2 separate regions of the Homo sapiens genome follow, and region 2 is linked to region 1. A link is a loop called in an ENCODE intact Hi-C map of the cell type or tissue named here. Cell type or tissue: PC-9. All regions are shown on one strand. Links, peaks and the distances in the headings refer to the core of each region. The heading gives the core; the rest is flanking DNA. Region 1 overlaps LOC124901092 (a long non-coding RNA gene). Region 2 overlaps PCDH1 (protocadherin 1).

Evidence for each region. A loop is a pair of places that touch in the nucleus more often than their neighbours do. Peaks named below come from ENCODE experiments on the same cell type or tissue, not always from the same donor. Only the 100,000 strongest peaks of a DNase experiment are listed, where the experiment ranks them.
Region 2: a loop joins it to region 1, with 6 times the contacts of the local background. A loop is called at or near these places in 82 of 110 quality-filtered maps.

The regions. Positions count from the first base shown.
Region 1 is chr5:141,712,476-141,715,388 of GRCh38, forward strand. LOC124901092 (a long non-coding RNA gene) reads right to left here. Exons shown (of 2, transcript XR_007058973.1): 1 at 1-2,913. All of the region lies in intron 2 of LOC124901093 (a long non-coding RNA gene), which reads left to right. Among named protein-coding and RNA genes, the nearest start is that of ARAP3, 32 kb to the left of the region's middle. In PC-9, for the core only: no CTCF peak of the experiment used is centred there; DNase peaks (open chromatin) are centred at 1,276, 1,576, 2,276, 2,606 and 1 weaker place; H3K4me3 peaks cover 2,281 bases; H3K27ac peaks cover 2,500 bases.
Region 2 is chr5:141,864,988-141,867,900 of GRCh38, forward strand. PCDH1 (protocadherin 1) reads right to left here. Exons shown (of 5, transcript NM_032420.5): 3 at 1-440. Among named protein-coding and RNA genes, the nearest start is that of PCDH1, 12 kb to the right of the region's middle. In PC-9, for the core only: no CTCF peak of the experiment used is centred there; a DNase peak (open chromatin) is centred at 1,294; H3K4me3 peaks cover 421 bases; H3K27ac peaks cover 1,840 bases.

The DNA.
Region 1 (2,913 bases), core at 168-2,667:
CTCAACCTCCTGACCTCATGGTCTGCCTGCCTTGGCCTCCCAAAGTGCTGGGATTACAGGTGTGAGCCACCGCACCTGGCCTCCAAGTGCTTTCTATGTATTAACTCATTTATCTCCCAACCTTACGGGGTTATTATTATTATTATTATTATTATTTGAGAGGGAGTTTTGCTCTTGTTGCCCAGGCTGGAGTGCAATGGTGCGATCTCAGCTCACCGCAACCTCTGCCTCCCGGGTTCAAGCGATTCTCCTGCCTCAGCCTCCCAAGTAGCTGGGATTACAGACATGTGCCACCACGCCCGGCTAATTTTTGTATTCTTAGTAGGACAAGTTTTCACCATGTTGGCCAAGCTGGTCTCAAACTCCTGACCTCAGGTGATCCACCTGCCTTGGCCTCCCAAAGTGCTGGGATTATAGGCATGAGCCATGGCGCCCAGCCTAAGTTGCTATTACTATGCTTATTTTACACATGAGGAAACTGAGGCACAAAGAGGTCAAGGAACTTGTCCAAGATCACGAGCTTGAAGTGGCAGAGCCCAGGTTCCAGCTCAGGTTACCTGACTCCAGACCTGGAATTCATAACTGCTGCACCATCTGCCCCTGTATATCCTTTAGAATTCAGCCCAAGGGCCACCTCTCCCCCAGAGGCCTTCTCTTTTCCCTGATTGGGTCAGGAGCTTCCAGCCTTCATCTTGTGAAGTCTGCTTGTCTGTCCCCTAGGCTGGAAATTCCCAACAGCAGGGACTGTCTGCCTGGTTCAGCACTATATCCTCAAAGTCTAATACAGTGCCTGGCAGCTAGCAGGGGCTCCACATAGGCTGAAAGCCTGCAAGAATCCTGCTGGAGCACATTCCCGCCCTAGCTTCACCTTTTCAATCACAAAGACTGTAATACCCCATCATATATGGTAACTGGGGTTGAAAAAATTCAATCACATAAAATCTGGGTTTTGATTTTTATATAGTTAGTGAGAAGCGATGCTTTTTTTCTATTATACTTTAAGTTTTAGGATACACGTGTACAACGTGCAGGTTTGTTACATATGTATACCTGTGCCATGTTGGTGTGCTGCACCCACTAACTCGTCATTTAACATTAGGTATATCTCCTAATGCTATCCCTCCCCCCTCCCCCCACCCGAAGCAATGCTTTTTCATCCATCTGAATTGGCACATAAAGCCAAGATAGTAAGGCATGCTGTACACCACTGACCCTATGCTGAACTGAGGAAATTCCAGATAATCACAGGGCATTCACTTCCTGACACTCCCATTCCCTTTTGAGAAATGGAACTGGCTGTAGGACAGGAGCTCTTTGCAGCCCTTGCTCATGCTGTATTAAATTTGTGTTTCCTGTGGGGAGCATTAGGAAGAGCATTGCCACACCCGCTTTGTGCCCAATCTTGGCCACATGCTCCGAAGGTCAAGGAGCCAACAGAGTAGCTGAGAGTCAGAGGGGCCTGGAGAGCGTGAGGGGCTCTGGTCTCACTCCACACATAGTTTCTGTTCTTAAGCCATCATAACACTGTTGCCTGAGCAAACTCTTGCACCACGTGTTCACCTTCCCACTGCCAAGGGTCACTCTTGTTGACTAATTCTTTTTGAGATGATGCAGAGATAACAAGCTCTGCCTTGGGAGGGGCTGTCAAAGAAATGAAAGAGATGGACAGCTCAGAGGAGAGTAAGAGTCCCGAGGGCGGGCAGGTCCAGGCAGGCTCCTTGGAGGAGGTGGCATTTGGTCTGGCCTCTGCGCCCTGCTGGCCTTTCCCCTGTGGTTATAGAGAACACAGAAATGCCATGTGAGCCTCAGCCTAGATTTCCCTTTGAGCCAATGACAATTTGGGGAGAGGTTATGGCAGCCTCCAGGAGATGAGAAGTGAGTCCTTATCACTGAACCACTACCCCCTCAGGTGTGCAGCCTGCCCAACCCTAGCTGAGAGGTGTGGGAGCCTTACTTTCCTCACCAATAAAATGTAGATAATGATAATACCTTCCTCCCAGGCCTGTGGTGAAGATCAAATGAGAGAATGCAGGGAAAATCATCTTATATGCTATAAAAGGCTCTGACAAATGCTCATTATTTCTTCCTATTCTTCTCCTGGAATTTATCAAACACTTTATAGGCCCTGGAGGTATTTTTTTGACTCCATTCTGCATGGCTTTCTCTGGCCATGCTTCTCCTGTCTTCTCCTGCTGTACTTTAAGGGAGGCAGGATAGTGCAGTGGTTAAGGAGGGAAGAGCAGGCTGGCCTGGGTTTGAATCCTGGCTCCTCCTTTGCCTAGAGGAATGCATGACTCAGGGCAAGCCACACCACCTTTCAGAGCTCCCTTGGCTCTCTCCTGTTTATCCTGTTTAAAATGGGTATAAAAATTGAACTTAACTCATAGATTGATGTGAGGACTAAATGAGATATTTTGTGAACAGTTCTTAATACTGTGCCTGCTGAGTACTTAATAAATGTCTGCTGTGTTGTTTTTTATTCTCTCTGGTAGGTAGAAATCTACCATTTTTGAGTAGTAGGACCACTGAAAAGAGACCTCAGGCACAATTTTTACAGGCTTCCTTGTCTCCACACTCAGGAAACGGGTAGATCAAGAAGCAGATTAGGTGCTCATTCATGCAGCAAGCAGTTTTTGAGTGCCTACTCTGTGCCAGGTACTCCTAGAGCAATAGGATGATGAAATTACAGTCCCCATCACTGGGGAGCCATGCTGCAGTGAAGAAGATGTTTATTGATTCACTCACTCACTCACTCTCATTCATTTGGTCAATTATCACCCATTTGCCAGGGTCTCCACATGCAGGTTCTGTGCTGGGCTCTGAAGCACAGAGCTGGGAACAGGGCAGGGAGCCTACTGCAGAGGTCAGGCTGGAGTCCCTTGAGGCCTCAACCTCTTTCTGATGTGTCTTCCC
Region 2 (2,913 bases), core at 111-2,610, 150 kb after region 1:
GTCTCACTGGCCTGGCGCAGCTGGAAGGGCACATCACCTGCCACCACACAGGTGACAGCTGCATTCTCTCCCTCATCTCGGTCAGACACCTGCACCAGGGCCACAGCTGTCTCCTCTGCCACATCCTCTGAGATGTTAGCCATCCCATCTTGATGAGTCACTAGCCCTATGCCCCGGATCTCAATGGTGGGGGCATTGTCATTCATGTCCTTCACGGTCACAACCACCTGGGCACGGGCACTCTTGGGGTTGGTGCCTCGGTCCTTAGCAAGCACTGAGAAGCGCAGGGTGCTTAGGTCCTCACGGTCCACCGGGCCCTGAACAGTGATAAGTCCAGTGTTCCTGTCCAGTCGAAGAAGACGCCTCACAACTTCGGGCGCCTGGTGGAATGTGTATTCGATTTCTGCATTGGCACCTTGGTCTGAGTCATTGGCCTTCACCTATAGGGCAGGAGAGAAAAACAAGGAGAACAGAGATGGTTTAGATCAGGGATAGCAAATAAAGGGGCACACATGCTGCCAATGTCCTTTCCAACAAGCATGGCAGACACAGCCAATCCAACATCGCTCCCTTTCCAGAAGCCATGTGTGTCCTGCCTTTTCCCAATTCGGACATTCTGGCAGGCATTACTAACCTATTTTCCTGAAGAGCCCAGATGCAGCCTGCAAATCCTCAACAGTGCTACAGGCAACTATTGGAGATGGGACAGGGCAGAATTAAACCTCACTTGTCATTGCTGTATGGGTCCACAAAAATACCAGGAGAGGATGAGGATCCAATAGAACTAGGGAAGCCATTTCACCAATGAACCCTGCCTGAACCCTCCTGAAGAGATGGAGAGGTGCGAGTAGTAGAGGCGGTGTGTGTGCCCGTGTGAATGTGCACTACATGCACGCACGCATGCACATATGTATGTGTATGATTGTGTCAGAATGTGTGATTAAATGTGATATGTTTGTGTGAGAAGGTATATGTGTTTGTATGTGTATGATTGTGTCAGAATGTGTGATTATGTGTGATTTTTGTGTGAGAAGGTATATGTGTTTGTGCATATGTGTGTTTGCACACATGAGTAAAGACTCACATGCCCATCTGAAGGCCCCAGGTTGGGGGATTTCTTTTGAAAGAAGTCAGGTAGGGTTGTGGGTCAGAGAAGCCCTCCAGGCCGGGCCCCAGCCACCGCTCTGTCAAACCGGGGAAACCTGTTTCAGCAGCAACTTCTCCTCCCGACTGGCACCGGCTGGCGAGGCACCAATGCGAGGAATCCGGCCTGAGCCTGCAGCCAGGAGGGAGGGGTTGATGCAGGCCACAGAGCCTGCTGGCAGTGGGCTGGGCTCCCAGCATCAAACAATGAACTGTCTGTCCCTCTGCAGTCAGCGGGCACACCCTCCCACGCCAACTCCAACGCGCACTCGACTCAACTCTATACAAACATGGTTGGTAATGGGGAAGAGGACCCAGGTGGGAATGGCCATGGGGTACTACTGGGCAGGGAGAAACATGAGGGCTGGAGTTAGGTCACAGCCAGACAGAATGTGACTGCTGTGGGGAGTGAGGGGAGAATAAGCATAACTTGGCAGAGTCTCTGGGGTAACAAAACAGAAGAGTCCTGGGTTCAAATCCCAGTTATACCACTTCCCAAGTAACTATGTGACCTTGGGCCAATTATTTAACCTCCCTAAGCCTCAGTCTATGAATGTGTGAAATGGGGATAATAATGTAACCTATTTCACAGAACTGTGGTGAGCATCAAATGGGATAATACAGGTAAAAATGCCTGACATTGCCCGGCACAGGGAAAGTGCTCCCTAAAGAGCATGTATTTCTTTTTGTCTGTCCAACCATCTACCCTCCTACCCGCCTGCCTCTGAAAAATCAGTGCTAATGCAGTAGTGGGCACTGCACCTAGTGAGCCCTCAAGCCACTGCCAGTCCTCTCCTCCTTGGGAATGGGAACTCCAGCTATCCCCGCCTGGGCTTTTCCTACAGTGAAGACTCCTGGGCAATGGTTCCCCAGGTACCCTGGTCTCTGCTCACATCTCTGAGTGCCAAACCCTAACAGTTTCTCCTCCCCTCACCCCAGTCTACCTGTCATCAACTTTATGATGAGGATCCCCAGTCTCCCTTGGCTCTAGATTGGTCTTCCAGCTTATCTGTCTCTTGTCTTACCTCTCTTTGTCTCTGTGACTCTTGGCTTCTGTCTCCTTTCTATCCTTGCTCAGTTCTGATTCTTCCCCTTTCCCACAGCCTGTTTTCTTCCATCCTCTCTTTTCAGCCCTGCTGACCTCTCTGCTTACTCTCTGCCCTACTCTCCCGCTTCACCTCACTGGGAGGTGGTAAAGCTCTTACACACCTAGGCTCTGAAGCCAGACTCTTGGCTGCGGCAAAGGTGGACTCTGAACTCATTAGCTGTAGGATATCAGGCGAGTTTTCTAATCTGTTTGGGCCCGGTTTCTCATCTGCAAAATGGGGATAATACTTACCTTGTACTGTAAGGATTAAATGATATAATACACATCATGTGTTTAGAACGGTGCCTGGCACCTAGGCTATTATTATTTGCTATCCCCGACTGTCTGTCTCCCTTTTCTTTCTCAGTCTCTTTTCCAGGTCCCAGTCCACCAGGCTCTAAAAAAAAAAAAAAAGGCTGAAACTCCCACCCATCTCCCACTTTGGCTTGAGGACCCAGGACTAAGGGTTTTCCAGGATGGGTAATGGTGTCCAGGGCAGGCCGAGCCTCCTCAGCTCCCTCACATCAAAGAGAGAGGCATCTTCAGCCCATGGGGAAGGGGAAAGGAGCTGGGGCTGGCAGGAGGCCAGAGCTGAGATGACAGCGGGAGATACACCCACCTGTCTGCAGAGACGCTTTCTTTGCTCCCTCCCAGTCCCCAGCCCCACCAAGCTGCCTAGCGCC